2 separate regions of the Homo sapiens genome follow, and region 2 is linked to region 1. The links are chromatin loops, found by intact Hi-C in ENCODE. Cell type or tissue: heart right ventricle. All regions are shown on one strand. Each heading gives the region's core, and the rest is flanking DNA. Links, peaks and the distances in the headings are about the cores only. Region 1 overlaps LOC105373734 (a long non-coding RNA gene). Region 2 overlaps STK39 (serine/threonine kinase 39).

Region 1 (8,341 bases), core at 100-8,099:
GAGACATCCTCATCAATAAGAAAATGCTTACCTAATATATATTTATTAAATTTCATATAGATCTTAGAAAAATGAAGTACATGTAAAGATGTGGACATTATGGAAGGATATCCATGATGTAGCATTAGGTGACAGAAGTGATTTGTAGAGCAATATGGTTAGAATGCCCTTTTATGTCAAAATTTTCATGTTCACATATACAGTTACATGTCACATATGTAAGTACACATTTGTGGATGCAAGAAAAACTGTATAGGGATGTGTCCCCAAACACTTTGGAATGTAGAGAAGGAAAGATTTTTGTGTTTCACACTTACCTGCTTTTTTTTTTAACTTTAAAAAAAAAGCAGCATGCATGTTCTAGTCGTTATTAATGATAAAGTTATAATTTAGAATGTGAGTTTGCATTATGGCACTTTCTCTTACCAGCTGTGTAATAAGGGGAGAGTCATGCTACCTACCCCTTTGCACCTCAGTTTCCCCATCTTTACACAGAAGAACTCGCATCCATTGCACTGTGGTATGTGTAGATGAAATGTTCCAAAGGAAATGCACCAATGTATCCTAGCAGCTTGTAGGGATTTGATACAAATTATATCCTTTCCTCTTTCTCCTTTCAGAATGAGAAATGGCAGCCAGGGTGACTCAGGAAGAGGGTTGGGTGGAGGGTGGAAAGTGAAGGGTGGAGGGCGGAGGAATGATTCAGACAGACACTATTTAAAAACAGCCCTCAGATGCACTAGGACGAAGCCATCTCCAGCTCCAAGATAACAACCCTCCCCTTTCCTACAATTTTCTTCCAGTTCCCACCCCAATCCTTTCTCTCCTAGGCACCTCTTAATATCTGTTTTAACCCAGCTTTATCCGTATAAAATGTTCGGAGGTTATTAAAATGTTCCAAGATAGAAACAGCCTCCTTTTTTCCTGCCCCTAAGTCATCACGCTACTTACTGTTGAGTACCTGATGCACTAAGTTCCTGAAGAGTAGAGTTCTGGCCAGGTGTGGTGGCTCACACCTGTAATCCCAGCAGTTTGGGAGGCCAAGGCAGGTGGATTACCTGAGGTCAGGAGTTCGAGACCACCCTGGCCAACATGGCGAAACCCCATCTTTACTAAAAATACAGAAACACCTGTAGTCCCAGCTACTTGGAAGGCTGGGGCAGGAGAATCGCTTGAACCCAGTAGGTGGAGGTTGTGGTGAGCCAGGATGGTGCCACTGCATTCCAGCCTGGGCAACAGGGTGAGACTGCATCTGAAAATAAAAAAAGTAGAGCTCTGTTTTGTGATTTTTTTCCTCCAGGGCCTAACACAATGACTAACACATGGTACTTAATGTGTACTGAATAACTCCAGAAAAACCTTTCTTGGTTCTTTCCATACCATTCCCATTACTCTTATGCCAGGATCACAGTTAATTAATTAATTAGATTAATTAACCCCCAAACCAAAAAAAAAAACAACCATTTTCAAGGAAGTAATACATGTAAAATAGCTGATACTTATTTGCTTACTAACACAAATGCACAAATTGGTGGAAGTTCAGACTGAGGTACTGGTTTAGTGGAAGGAGGAAAACAGAATACTTCCAGTCACTGGATTTTTCTAAGTGCTGGCTACTTTAAGTCAAACTACTCAGATGTCTAGGATCTGGCTTTCGTTGACTGTTCTGAAGGGTCTTTGTTAGTTGTACGTCAGTGGAAAAGAGACTGAGATGATGGTATTTGGTTGGGATGCAGCAGTCTCAACAACCCAATCCAGTCCTACCTCAACCATGTGTCACACTCCTAGCCGCAGCTGCCCATGGAACAGAGAGCAAAGCCAGGCCATTGCATGCATTTTATTGCCATGAGGATTTCATCGCCATCCTCAACACAGATCCCAGCTGAGCTATTCTGGACCATGTTGATGATGCTTTGTGCCAAGGGTAGACATAGACTGAAGGAGGTGTGCACCACGGAAAGTAGGCTGGCAACTTCTTCTAAAACAGCTTCCAATTCTCTGTGCTCCAGCTTTCACCAATCCAGTGTTGAGGAACAGACAGCCTCTCAAGCAGATGCAGCCCTTCCCCAACAACCCACCATCCTCAGGACTCCTCTTTGGAGAAGCAGCAAGGGAAGAGGTAGTGCAAGGAGAGTGGTGAGGAGTAGCTAGAGGCTCACAGCTTCTTAGCTGGGACCTCCGGAGTCCTCCTGGGTGATGGTTGCTAGAGAAGTGAGCGGCAAGGTGGGGGACTTAGTCTCCTGGTTTTTAAATCCCAGGTTCTTCTGAGGAACCCCAGAACAACTTCCTGCTGTCTCTAATTCCTCCTCCCTACAGCTGACTTTGGAATTGCTTGGCTTGGCGTTGTTGACATGATAATAATTATAGTCATTTTCATTAATTGCTCCCTATTAGAGCCTAATTGCCATGGAGTACAATAAAATTATGCACATCATTCAATGTGCCATATTAACTTCAGATTTTATTCCATTATAACAGTAGATTTGGTTCACTTTTACATATTACTGCTCACACGACTTAGTTATATACACTTTTTTTTTTTTGATAGACAAAAACAAACCTATTTCAAGTAGCCAAATCAGTGTAACCAGCAGGGGAGCCTCACGGGGGACTGGGACTAAGAAAAGGGAAGTTGTCTTTTTTCTGTGCTTCCCCTTTGTTCTTTTCTCTTTCTTCTGGTTATCTTTTTCTGCCTCTCCATGCACGTGGCAGCACATGCTCTTCCACAGTGGGCTCCTGATGTTTGATGACCTCCATTCAAGTGACAAGCCTAGACTGATGGCTATTTTCATTCTGCTTCCAAATTCCCAGGAGAAAGTGTCCAAGTAACTCAGCTTGGTTGATTATTTCTGATTCAATCAAGTGTGGTCAATAGGATGGCATGACAGTTCAAGAATTTCAGGGGCTCCCAACCTACGGGTGGTTGGGTGTGTGAGGGTGGTGGTAGAGAAGATCTCCAGTTTGCAGGGGTCCCCATGGTTGCGGACCTGTACCAGTCTGTGGCCTGTTAGGAATGGGATTGTACAGCAGTAGGTGAGCGGCTGGTGAGAATGAGCATTACTGCCTCTGAGCTCTGCCTCCTGTCAGATCAGCAAGTGACATTAGATTCTCATAGGAGCGTGAACCCTATTGTGAACTGTGCATGCGAGGGATCTAGGTTGCACACTCCTTATGAGAATCTAATGCCTGATGATCTGAGGTGGAACAGTTTCATCCTGAAACCACTCCCACCCCGACCCCCTGCCTGGTCTGTGGAAAAATTGTCTTCCACAAAGATGGTCCCTCGTGCCAAAAAAAGTTGGGGACTGCTGCTTTGAGGCTTTCTGTAAGGTGGGGGGTAATAATGCAGAGAACCTGTCTCTTGGGGTGGTGGTGAGTGCTGCAACTGGCATTATTCACAGGGTACTTTGCACAGTGCTGGCACATAGAAATCACTGAATATAATGTTTACCATTATTGCTGTTATTATTATCTCTTTGGGTCCTTAAAACATTTTTTCAGGATTTTTAGGTGGGTATTATTTCAAAATCCATAAAATACACCTAAAGATTTATATGAGAAGAATCCAAAAATCTCAGGGAAATCATATGAAAGAAATTATTTGTTTTCCTCAAATCTCTGAACGACAGTTTAAACATTTTCACACACTAGATCTAATTTTGGAGAGCTTGGAAACCTGGCCTGTAAGATTTCACTAATCCAGGAGGGGGCAGGCTTCCCAAACACAAATGTCCTCTGCTGAGGAGCCGTGGCTCCAGGAGAAACAAAGGCGCGTCGGTGAGAGCCGTTTCAGAAATCTAGTATTACCTTCAAAAAAATGTAAGAAATCAAAAGCAACTGGCCTAGAAGAATCCCTGGCTGTGTCATCCAGAGGCACCTTGTCACCTGCCAGGCCAGGTCGGCTGTAAGCTTGTGAAGTAAGCAAAAGAAATTTCCCGTGTCCCCACCCACTCCTATCTTTGCTTTTGTTTCTGGTCCTCTGCCCGCTTCCTGCCTGTGCCTTCCTCATTAGTCTTTGTTCCCCTCTCCCATGACAATCTATCTTTGGGAAAAATAACTGTGATTTAAATGTTTATAGAAGTAAGGATCCTAGGAATATTAGGTCGCTTCAAACACTTTCAAGCGCGTGATAGTCACTAACAAGGGAACTAGCCCTACCAGGACTAGTATTAAGAGAGATGGAGGATTCGTGGCTTAAAGCAAGGGCATTGAAGGTAGATAGGGCTGGGTTTCAATCCTGGCTTTGGTGATAACACATTGCCAGCTCTGTGACCACTTCCCAGCTCCTTTACCCTGGGTAAGTTACTAAGCCTCTTTCTCCTCATGTGTAGAAGGAGGGTAGTGTTAGAACCTATCCCAGGATTTCCTCAGGATTAAAAAGGAGTGTGCATGTCTAGTACATAGTATTTGGCACATAAGACATATCAACTGTAGTTGTTATTATAATAAAAGTTTTATTATAGTGATATGACGTTAATAAATTATTACAGTAATATAATTTTTTATTACTTTGGTTTTTTTTTATCATGGTCCTATTTTATACCACACATTAGACAATTTCTGGTGTATTACCTTTAGGTCTGAACTGGAGGAAAAGGATACATTTTAAATGAAACATGACATGTTAGAACACAGAAAAAAATGAGCGGGATGAAGTTTCTGGAAACTCCTATAAAAATTTGTTGAAAGAGTTGTGGTCATTGGAACTGAAAAGTATGAGAATAAGAGCTTAAGAGCATGCATCTTGAAATGCAGGAACGGCTGGAGGGAATCCCGAGGGGCCTGGACAACCCTAATCCTCTAGATCAGGAAGGTTTTGCCCTTGTTTCTGTTAGTTGCCCAAGGGGAATTACTGCCCCCACCTCAGTTTATGTTTATTTCTCAGTTTAGAGGTTTTCAGAACCAATGGAATGACAGACCCATGATTACAAACTCTCAAGGGAAACTTTTCCCCTAGAGCCCAGACCACTGAGATAGAAAATCACCTTTATTGTCTCCCTGAGCCGATGGGTGCATTTCCTGATTCATTCCCTCACTCTGAGTATAGCCCTTCTGAAGACCAGGATTTCTGCAGGGGTTGCAGTTCCAACACCCAGCATTCTGTATCTCCAGGCCTCACATTCTGCCCTGGCCTGAGCATTCTAATCCAAGCCTCTAGGTGGCCAAGCCAGGCAACTCCCACCCTGAGTGGCTCTAGCATACATGCACGTACTCACTGCTCTGATTTTTCCTTCTCACTTCATCTTTGACTCCAGGAACTTTCTTTACTTTCTTCCAGCATTCAGCCATGTCTTAAAGGAGACTTGTTTTACTGGATCCAGAATTTCTGATTATTGTGGAGCTACATGGTTTTTGGATTGTTTAGTTGACCATACACCTAGAGGCAGAAATTAGTTTAAAAATAATTAAACAATTAAATACAAAATTTAATCACATTTAAAGGGAAGTTGGGAGTTCCTGAGGGGTAGATTTAAGCTATTAAAGGAAGCTGCTAAAGAGAGCTGCGGAATGGTGAGGTCCAGTCAGCGTGGGTATTGGGTGGCTCTATTATGCCATCATGGCGACTGTCACATTAAATAATTCTGAAGCTGAAAGAATTTAAGGGAATGTTTGACCTGCCCCACAGTATATGTATTTAAGACTTAATAGGCCATAGGGAAAGTCAGCAAATGTTCAGGAGAGTCTTTTTCTGAAAAAATGTTCCCACCTAAGGGATTAAGGACCTCCTGTAAGGAAGGCTGGGCTCAGGGAACTATCCCACACCCTTAAATCTGTTTCTTTGTGCTTGTGGGGCAAGAATAAGCTAAGAGCACCAGAGTTGTCATTAGGATCAACGGAATATATTGGTTGGAAAAAAGGAATACTCAAAATGCTGCTTCCCCTTCCTTCACATTCTGGTCATTCAGGTAGTCTTTTTAGTTCTGTAATACTTTACAGCGAGAGTTTCTCTCTCATATACATTTTCTTTGTCACAAAAGCCGTGTGAAATAGACAGAGATTATTGTCTCCATAGCAATTTGTTCAAGGACACACAAGAGTAAGTGGACAAAATAGGACTTGACTTTCTGTCTTTAGGTTGGATCATGGGATGCCAATTCTTTTGTATGAATTGCACTCATTCTCAAGTCTCTGACATGTCAGGGAGAACTTTGGTCGTCTCTTTTGGAGGCTGTTGGTCTCTAGTACAGATTCTCTGCTCTTACTTGGTTTGTTTGATTCTAAAGATGTCTTACTTGGCTTCTCTGATTCTAAATTATCTTTGAGAAGAGAATATGGTGACTCTTCATTCCACTCTATGACCCAAATCCTATGCCTTTGGTTATCTCCTACTAGATTATAACCACAATCAGTTATACATGAATCACCAAACTAACTCAGCACACACATATTATGTAACACAATAGCTCCTACAGACAAACTGTGGCTTGGGACCATTATTTTAGATCCTGTTATCCAGGTAAGTATAGTAGGTCGCAAATGTTAGTGGTCAACCAATTAGACTGGAACAGTAATCATTACAGCAGGTCAAAAGTCTTGAGACCCTTTAAATGCAGGTATGTAAAGCAGCATTGAACGGGAACACTTAAATTTCTTTCCATCCTCTAACTATGCTCCAATCTCAAGTAACTTTGCTCTTTCATCATAGAGGATGGAATATGATGTGAAGACATAAGGGGTTGCCCTAGTCATTTGCCATAGTCTTTTTCTGAGGTTACTTCTCTCTATAGAATAGAAAGTGCTGGCTCTATACTATTTTACACTGTTTTGAATTCGTTTCTTCCCTGTTGGCTTTACCTGAAGGTTGTGTGTGCCATGGGATCACTAACCTTAAGCTCAGCCTGGCTAGTGGGAACATTCACTGAAGACACAACATCAGGCTGTTTTTACCAGTTGATCACATTTATTTTTTGTCACAAACATCATTACATACTTCCCCCTAGAAGCCAAAGAAAAACATTATCATAACCAGAAATAATTAGAAAAAGCACAGAATAAAAGAGGCAGTTCTGGTTACAAAGACAACAACCAATGCCAACAAATATTGTCAATACCCCTTTCATCTCCCTGGCCTTGGTTATAAAAATATGATGGTACTATAAAGTGCTAAAAATCACTAATGACATTGGAAACTCTCATCTATTAAAGCAAATGCAAGATGGAATATACTTATTGTAGGAAATAAAGAGGTTTGTTAACAACAACAACAACAACAACAACTCATGACTTTGGGAACAGTCATGTGTTAAAGACGCGAATTCCAGGATCTCAGTCATTTCCTCTCAGTGAAACATTATCAGAGACAAACAGAAAATCAATAAAAGATTTAAGTCTCATAGAGTTTGTGTAAATATTGTAGAAATGACTTTCACAAGAGTGATAAGCACAGCCTTATCACATTTAATTCAGCTGAGAAGTCCAACTAAAACATAAAACTCTAATTACCCCCTCTGATGGCCAGCAGTTTTATAACAATGAAAGTAGCTGGATTTATACTGTATAAGCCAGCACTTGAGCACTCATCCATGCAGCCTTGCCACCTCAACAGGTTGCCAGCACCTGCCTTCCCACTCCTCTGATGCCAAGTAAAAGTGAAGTTTGCTTGTGACGCTCCGAGATTCCTGAATTCATCCCTATTCTCAAAGGAAACTTTTCAATCTCATTCAGACACTTCCCAGCTCTCAAAAAAGACAAGGAAACTAATTTCTACCAAAGTGTGAAACTAGTGATAGTTTAACATGCACCTCTTTATTTAACATGTACCTCCTTATTTTTCCTAGAAGAGTTGCAATTTAACAGGAATCAAAATTCTAACCTACAAGCAGAGCAGAACTGTGTTTATTGTGTGCTATCTTTTGGTTAAGGAACTATATAATTGTATTTGCTTATATTTTCAAAAATTAACAATGAAAGGATGAGACAAAATCTGACAAAAACAATTACCTCTTATATAGGGAGGGAGGAAATGGGGTAGAAAGCACATGAAAGCAATCCTTTTCTGGATTTACTTTGTTTTGTGCTTTTTACTTTAAAACAGAGGTGTGTGCTGGCCAGGCGCGGTGGCTCACGCCTGTAATCCCAGCACTTTGCGAGGCCGAGATGGGCGGATCACGAGGTCAGGAGATCGAGACCATCCTGGCTAACACGGTGAAACCCCATCTCTACTAAAAATACAAAAGAAATTAGCCGGGCATAGTGGCGGACGCCTGTCGTCCCAGCTGCTTGGAAGGCTGAGGCAGGAGAATGGTGTGAACCTGGGAGGCGGAGCTTGCAGCGAGGCCACTGCGCTCCAGCTTGGGCGACAGAGTGAGACTCCGTCTCAAAAAAAAAAAAAAAAAAAAAA
Region 2 (8,341 bases), core at 122-8,121, 210 kb before region 1:
GCCGGAGATGCCACCCTTCAACTGCAACGATGTTCTCACTCATCTCTTGATCTTTCGTGACAAAGCACACACTGCTTTTCTTGCTTCCAAATTTTTCATAACCAACTGGCACACCCTCGCTCATCAGTCAAGAGCCAATTTAAATGTCATCTTCAAAGATACCTCTCCTAGCTCCTGCAAGTAGAAGGCATTGCTCCCTAGTGGCACTCATGCACCATGCTACCCACATTCCCATCATGTATTTTTCTGTTCCTATGTCTCCCTGCCTCACTCCACTAGGATATGAGCCCTTCCAAGGCAGGGACCTCATAGAATTCCTTTGTATGTTTCCAATACCTAGCACAGAACAGAAACTGCTACAGCTCAATTTCATACTATAATCAAATATGGGGGAAAGTGATGCTGCTACACATTTGGACACAGCACTACAACTCCTGGAGCTAGATTCAGTTAGCACCAAAATCTATGCATCTGTTCAATACAGCGGGGAACAGGAGAAAGACTTAATGAAAATGAGACTCGTGCTAGCAAAAAAAGAGGACAGAGGAAGTGCCAACGTAAGGAGGCAAAGTGCCTCCCTGTCTCCTCTGCACCATCCCCCCACCAAAAATCCTCCTCCCCACACAGGAAGGGTCAAGTGTAGGATGCTGTAGAGAGAAAGCTGGGAAGTACCAGGGATACCTTGAGATACGGGGCTGGGAAAATACTTTGCCTTCTCCAGCAAGGTCATTGCCATGGTAACCAAAAATGTAAAAGGGAAAAGCATGCTGCAAAGAAAACTCCTTTCTCTGCACTCCACTCCACTCTCAGCCTTCATCAGTAAGTACAAAAACACAATAAGGTAACAAAATAGAATTGGTTTAAACAACCCGCCTTCTTTTTTTATTGGCTTAATTGTTAAGTAATAGGTAATTCCAACTTTACACAGAGAATAACTAAATAGCAGATTAGAGGTTTCTCTTTGCTCAAATCAGCTGAAGTGTTTATCACTTTGGGATAAAATCCTACATATGCCAAACTATCTCCATGAGAAAGAATGAAAGAATGGAACTGGAAGAAATTAAGAAAATGACAGAGGGGCCAGGAGCGGTGGCTCACACCTGTAATCCCAGCACTTTGGGAGGCCAGATCACTTGAGGTCAGGAGTTCAAGAACAGCCTGGCCAACATGGTGAAACCCCATCTCTGTTAAAAATACAAAAATTAGCCAGGCGTGATGGCGGGCACCTGTAATCCCAGCTACTCAGGAGGCTGAGGCAGGAGAATCACTTGAACCCAGGAGGCGGAGGTTGCAGTGAGCCGAGATCATGCCATTCCACTCCAGCCTGGGTGACAAAGCGAGACTCTGTCTAAAAAAAAAAGAAAATGACAGAGGGAAGACAGTGATAGGAAGTGTGAGAAAAGCTGAGGTCCTGCTGCCCATTTGATTTTAGGGTTTTTTTGGTTTTTATTTTCTCATTTATCTATTTTTATTTTATGCCATAGCAACTGCCAATGCCTGGCTAATGTGGAACCACCAGTACAGCCTACCTTTTAGCTGAGTACTACAGAAGAAAATTCTGCAAGCACAGTCACGTCTTACATGGCCACTAGCAAACATCAAACAATTCAGCATAATGTAAGTACAAACAGTTTTATGAGAAATGCTAAAATGTTACCAGCAACCAAAATAATGGTCCAGGCTTTGAACAATGATTCAATTTTAAATCCTTAAAAACAATGCAGCAGTCTGCAAGTAACAACATTCTCAGAAGAAAATCTCTTAAAGGATTCAGCTAATGCATATGGATGAACCAAAGTCCACTGAGACTTAAAATAATTTTCAAAAGATTCAAGATGAATATGATATAGTTTAAATAGTTCTAACAATTTGCATTAATAAGTTCCAACAGCCCTTTGACCTCAAGCAGAGCTGCTTTCCTCCCCACACCACTCCCCACAAAAGAAATATTCAAGTCATATTCCTTTCTTAAGGATTTATCAATGCAACATCATCCCCCTTGTTGCAAAAAAAAAAAAAAAAGTTGGTTCTTTTTACAGTTGCTAGCCATACAAAGCATGTAGTCTACAAGATTAAGGCTCTTTTATTTTTAAGGAATAGCAAGATGTTCTGGTATGCAAATATAAGCAACTCTCTGTCTACGTCAATGCAGAACACAGACTCAGACGAACCAAAGGTCTGCAACACCCCAGCTCCCTTTTATGAGGAAAGTCCCATGAGCTCTCATCGTTGACAAAAAAACACAGCCTACTCTCAGCGGCCTGAGAGTTGATGCATATGAGTGAATCTGTCCTGGTCACTGTTTTCTCGCAATATTTTTTCACTCATTGCTCATGAGGTACTCAGCAATACCAGGGCTTTGGCACCAGTAAACTTTCAGGTTACAGGTAGATGATCTACATTTAGGCAAGAGAAATAATAAAAATTGGCAAAAATTTTGCATTCACTCTTCAACCTACTCAAATCTGATTTCTGTTTATGAAACATTCTTCAACGGGTCCAAATCACCCCCAAATTGCAAGCTCCCAATCTCCAGTTGTTCAAGAAATGGTACTGAGTATATAATACAAACCAGACACTGGATATAAGGATAAGTGGCACAGGTTCTCCCAAAAACACTTATAAACTTTTGAGGAATTGGGGTGTGTAAATCAATAAGAGTACACAGTGTAATAAGTGCTACAAAAGACATATTTTCAACATACTGTAGTTATTGCATAAAAGTTTCAACAACTCCACTTGGTCAGAAAAAAAAAAAAGGCAAATAACGAATGGCAATCTTAATCTTGTGAGTACTTAGAGACTCCCTGGGCACTGTGCTATGAGTTTGAAGTGCCCACAGCACATTCTCTCTTCCCATCCTCACAGCGATCCTATGAAGTGGGTATTTTAAGGCCCACTGTACAGACAAGAAAGCTAAGCCATGCAGATGTTGATAAAGTAGAGCTAGGAATCCCACCCACAGGTATGTAACTCTAGGAGGATGTGGCATCTGAACCAAGCACAAAAAGAGGGATAGAAAGGGGACAGAGGAAGGGCAAGAACTCTCCAATGACAAAAGCAAAGGCAGAAAATATTCCTGGTTTCTTTTATTATTGTGCAGGAAATTCAATGTTTACTTATCAAATTAGTCATGAATTCATATGTTGAAATTGCATCCTATCTAAAAAGTAATTCAACAATGTTGCTTTTTTCCATTCTTACATTGCATAGATTTTTCCCCCCGCAAACTCAACCTACGTGTCTTTTCATTATAAGAAAGAGCTACCTGGGAAGGTGATGTGCCACTAACAGTCTATAGCTGCTTGGTATAGAGAACAATTGCACAATAGTGAGAACAAATTAAGTTACGGAGAAAATATCTAAAAGAAGACCTTAAAAGATTAATACTTTGTACATCAACAGTGTTTTTAAGAGAGTGGTCTCTGAAGGAAAGATTTGAAGATTTTGAATATATGTTATATGACGCTCTTCTAAAGGATTTTTTTTTTTTTTGGTGGAATAGAAGGAACCTGATATTTAAGCTCATATAATGAATAAAATCCGGAAAGACTTTCAAGATTATTAAGAAATAAAAATGGACCGGGTGCGGTAGCTCATGCCTGTAATCCCAGCACTTTGGGAGGCCAAGGCGGGCGAATCACGAGGTCAGGAGATCGAGATCATCTTGGCCAACAGAGTGAAACCCCGTCTCTACTAAAATACAAAAAAAATTAGCCTGGCGTGGTGACACACGCCTGTAGTCCCAACTACTCGGGAGAGTGAGGCAGGAGAATCACTTGAACCCGGGAGGTAGAGGTTGCAGTGAGCCAAGATCGCGCCACTGCACTCTAGCCCAGTGACAGAGCAAGACTCCGTCTCAAAAAAAAAAAAAAAAGAAAAGAAATAAAAAGGGTTTGTTAAATATAATGTATGTCAATCTAATTTGTTTTGACCAAATCACATACAAATCTCCTAAAGAAATACACTATTATATCATTAAGTACACTAACGATTCTACCCTACAGAACAATTTTCTTAAAAAACTGGAATTGTGTGACATTACAAATCACAACCACTAGGTGGAATCTCAATTACTGTCGTTCAAGAATCAGGAAGACCATCTATAATAACCTAGTACTAACTGGAAAGACAAGAACTTCTCTTGCTGGGCTATGAAGGATCAAATTCTGTTTTCTTGAAGATGTCAAAAAATTTTACTGGAGATGACACCAAATTCAAGGGGAAGATAAGCAAATGTTGGAAAACAAAATTAGAATCTAAGAGCATTTCACCCAAATGGAGGTTGAAGAAATAATCTCAATGAAAGATTAAAAAATTTTGGAAGGAAAACAAGCCCTATGAATCAAATATAAATAACAAATGAGATGTTTACATAGAAATAGTACACAGGTATGACAAAATAATCATCCCTTTTACAATAAATAATTCAAGATGGCTAATAGCAGTCTTCATTCCTGGCTCCATGAGAAAAGTGATTGATATGGAAAAGATTCAAGGCAAATTCAGCAAATGTAAAGGAATGAAGTGAGCAGCTACAAAGAATGGGTACAATTATGGAAACTGTGTTTAAACTAGAGAAGGCTTGCCTACTCAAACTGTAAGTTACTGTGTAAAGGCTTAACAAGTTTCATAAAAATTTAAGATCAAAATAAAGGAATCATTTCTAACAGCAGAGTCCTTCCCTGAAAAAGAAAGTTTCAGAAGAGAAGTCAGTTATTATGTTTTAAAATATAAGGATCAAATTGGATCCTCAGGTGGATTAGGATAGATAGGAACTTCTCAGAGGCCTCTCCTGGTCTATGCTAGGATAACACCACATACAACCAAGAACCCACAAAGGGACCTTACCCAGGCAAGGCCATTCACATAATTAACAATCTCCTCTAGGTGACAAAGAACAGTGGGCTCCATGATCACTAACCAGGATATTTCAAAGTCACAGAAATTAAGAAGGAAGAAAAGGAACTCAGAAAACAGACACACTACAGTGCAGGGCAATAACCCAAGAATAAATAGGAAACACTAATGTTAATTTAAAGCCATTTGCTTCTGTTTACATGATTAATCTTTTTAAGGTAAAAAATCTCCTTAATCTTCTTTACTGATAATCTTTTAAACAGCACCAACAACTTGTTCTGCAACTAACAGGAAGCTCATGCAAAATTCAATAGCTCTGCCTAGTTTAGACTGGAGCTAGCAGGATATTCAAATCCTGAGAGGTCAGTTCAACCTACACAGTGAAGAATATTAGCTCAGCTTCTGAATGCAGCACTGCCAATTTCTTTTGATTTCTGTTTTACTTCATTTCCTTTGATGACAGAGCCCACACTTAACAAGCACAGTGAATCTTGTTAACACCACAATTTTTCCTCTGCCTCTCCTTCGTTCTTCACCCACTTCTTTCCCTCTTGGACCCACACCGTCTTTCACTAACAGGTTGGAAATCTGGGGACCACAGCAGGGTTTCCCAGACAAGAAATACCTTTCCAGTGTCCTCACAAAGCCTTTCCCCATCTACAAACAAAGCTTTGTCATGGCTCAAACCAGGTCATTAACTCATCCACTAAGTTTCACTTACCTTTTGGAAGGATCTTTCTGAAGACACAGTGAAAGTAATTTTCTAAAGGACTTGCCGTACTTTTTCATCATTTCTTTATCCTCTACCCCTGTTTCCAAAGTGGGTGGATCATTTTGCAAAGTCAACATTAACACCTGCAGCAGAAACAAACATGAAGACAGAATCTCAGTATAGCAATTGCTACAATCTAGTTTTGAATTTTTCATAAAAGTGTAAAAAACCATCCTTGATTAGATACAAAGTGCTTTCCCATGATTTTAACTTTGCAGAAATTGTGTATTTAAAGTATTCATTACCACTGCAAATGTGTTCATGCCCCCTTTAACCTTTTTGTTATTCCATTGACAGAACTTACAAAACTTGCTCTATGTGTTAAGAATGATCCCGGACAGAGCTTTCTGGGAACTGGCTCGTGTACTGCCTTGAGGAGCACGTAGCTCCAGCACAGGCTAGTTGGGAAAGCGGGTGGAGGAGAAGAGAGAGGGCCAGCGAGGCAGTGACTGTTCATGTATACAGGTCATTCATAAGTAAGGAACTGCCTGTACTCAAGGCTTCTGTAACACATTACTAGCCCTAAAAATAAAACCACAACATCCCAGGAGGTAACATGATTTCCTTTAAAAAAATGAGAAAACATACAGAAAATTGCTAAAAGGCTTGGCAAAGCTGAGAGAGCAGGACACTGAAGGATAGCCAGAATATAACTGAGTTGCTAAAAACTGTCATCAAATCCAAAGTCCTTGCTGCTTTCGGAGGGGGACAAAACAAAATAAAATACAACTTTAAATCAAAACGGTAAAAATTCCACTCTTTCATACTAACTTCAAAAGTATTTGCTTTAAAAAAAAAGTGGAAAGTGTAGAAAACTACTAGCCTGTACAATCAATAAAACTCATTAATGCATAATTCAGCCTTAATTTATGCAAATGCTATACATGTCAAGCCTCTTTTCAAACACTTTCAGATGTGTGAATAGATGAAGCGTGAAAGTGACGGCTTATTGTTTGTGGAGGATAATAGCCCACAGGAGAAAGCGGGAGACTGGGAACTCTGAAGAAAAGTCCTAGAGGACGTCAGGCTGGGACAAGCAAGTGCGACTTTGAATTCAGGTGGGAAACACTGAGAAGAGGCAAAAGAAAGAAAATGAAGAAAGAAAAACTGAATAAAAGAAAAAATCCTTCAGCATTACTTCAGTGCTTTTTCTCCAAGAGGTCACTTCAATTGTTTACGCTTCAATTTTAAATTTTCTGCTAGCAAAATCCGGTATATGTACCCACACACACACAAATACACTAAAATCCTAACTATGTTAAAAAAAATTTATATATATATATATAAAAACAATAAAATGAATTACACTGAAACCTTAGTAGAGATTGTCTGGTTGATGAGATTACGGATGATTGTTTTTCTTCTTTAGTCTGAGTTGCACATCCAAACTTTCTACAATATGAGTATACTACTTCTTTTAATCAGTAAAACTCACTTTTTATTCTTGGGTTTTTAAAATAAATCCTCCCAAATTTTTCCAGTAACCATGAAACAATCATAGACCATACTCTATGTAAAATAGCATTATAATTTCACTAAACTATTTCAGCCTCAAAACAAAATCCAGTTGGGTAAATAAGCCCTGATACCACTATCTCAGAACTAAGAGAAATAATGAGGTATAAACCAGTTAAAAGAAGAGCAGAAACGTGAAAATAGCATCCTAAAAACACTGTGGCTCACTTATATCAGATCAGTTGCCAACATTACACTATAAGAGCAGGGGTAAAAATGTTGTAGTCCACTTAAAAAGAAAGAAAAAAAAAAGCTCTGAAAATCTGGGAAACCCATTTGCAGAGATGACATCACTATAATCTATTTTGAGATATTCTCTGGGAACCTGGCGTTGTTCTGCTATCAAAAGAGTAATGACCAGCATTTGTCATAGCTATCAACCTCCATCAACCAATCTGATAACATTATTTTCTTAACTCTGTGCTGAGACTATAAAGCAAGCTTCAAAGCTGGGAATTATGCTACTTTTGTCCTATTCTGTCCACTGAGAAAATCAGACAATGTTCAACTTGGCTGCGTTCCTCCATTAATTCTCCTCGGGTCTAAGAGAAGAATGAAGATGTTGAAGAGAATTAGAAAACAGATTCCGTCCAATCACATTTCAACCCCGATGTAGTATTTCCAATTGTAATTACTTTCATGGGAGGATATTTGTGATAAGGCGCTGCTCCTGTTGCTAATTCAATGGCAGTTATTCCAAAACTCCACATGTCAGCCTTGAAGTCATAGCCTCTCACCTAAGAAAGAAAGCAGGAAAAAAACACAATCATACAGCAGGCATGTTACACATCATCAAGTCCATGTCATGTCAGAAATCCACAGCTGTTGATGTATAACTTTCACGTTAGTTTGCTAATTAGCTAGCAATTGAGAATTAAATCTTAGTTACATTATGCATTCTACTAAAATGCTAGATACAAATGAAATGTTAGCATATTAATGATCTGTACGATTGTACTATGTCCATCAAAAAGTCACTTTTTTTGTTTTTTTACCTGTTCCATGACTTCAGGAGCCATCCAACATGGGGTGCCAACGAATGTTTTTCTTACTTTATTTCGGGTAACATCACCCCCTGTTGCTAGGAACGCACTTACCCCAAAATCTGAAAGGGAAAAAAAAATCACCTTTATTTTATGTAAGACATTATTGCTTATAAATTGTGATTTTTTGAGCATGTCTCTTCTTTGTGAG

Evidence for each region. Hi-C counts contacts between places; a loop is a spot of excess contacts. Peaks named below come from ENCODE experiments on the same cell type or tissue, not always from the same donor. Only the 100,000 strongest peaks of a DNase experiment are listed, where the experiment ranks them.
Region 2: a loop joins it to region 1, with 2.9 times the contacts of the local background. A loop is called at or near these places in 39 of 110 quality-filtered maps.

What each region holds. Positions count from the first base shown.
Region 1 is chr2:168,343,106-168,351,446 of GRCh38, forward strand. LOC105373734 (a long non-coding RNA gene) reads right to left here. Exons shown (of 6, transcript XR_923559.3): 3 at 6,828-6,937; 4 at 5,213-5,377; 5 at 1-1,252. Among named protein-coding and RNA genes, the nearest start is that of STK39, 100 kb to the left of the region's middle. In heart right ventricle, for the core only: CTCF peaks have their summits at 3,698 (motif pointing right), 3,898, 5,164 and 5,372; DNase peaks (open chromatin) are centred at 3,766 and 5,125; H3K4me3 peaks cover 654 bases; H3K27ac peaks cover 311 bases.
Region 2 is chr2:168,132,507-168,140,847 of GRCh38, forward strand. STK39 (serine/threonine kinase 39) reads right to left here. Exons shown (of 18, transcript NM_013233.3): 6 at 8,143-8,252; 7 at 7,783-7,884; 8 at 5,582-5,715. Among named protein-coding and RNA genes, the nearest start is that of STK39, 110 kb to the right of the region's middle. In heart right ventricle, for the core only: CTCF peaks have their summits at 4,058 (motif pointing right) and 4,263; a DNase peak (open chromatin) is centred at 6,045; H3K27ac peaks cover 3,214 bases.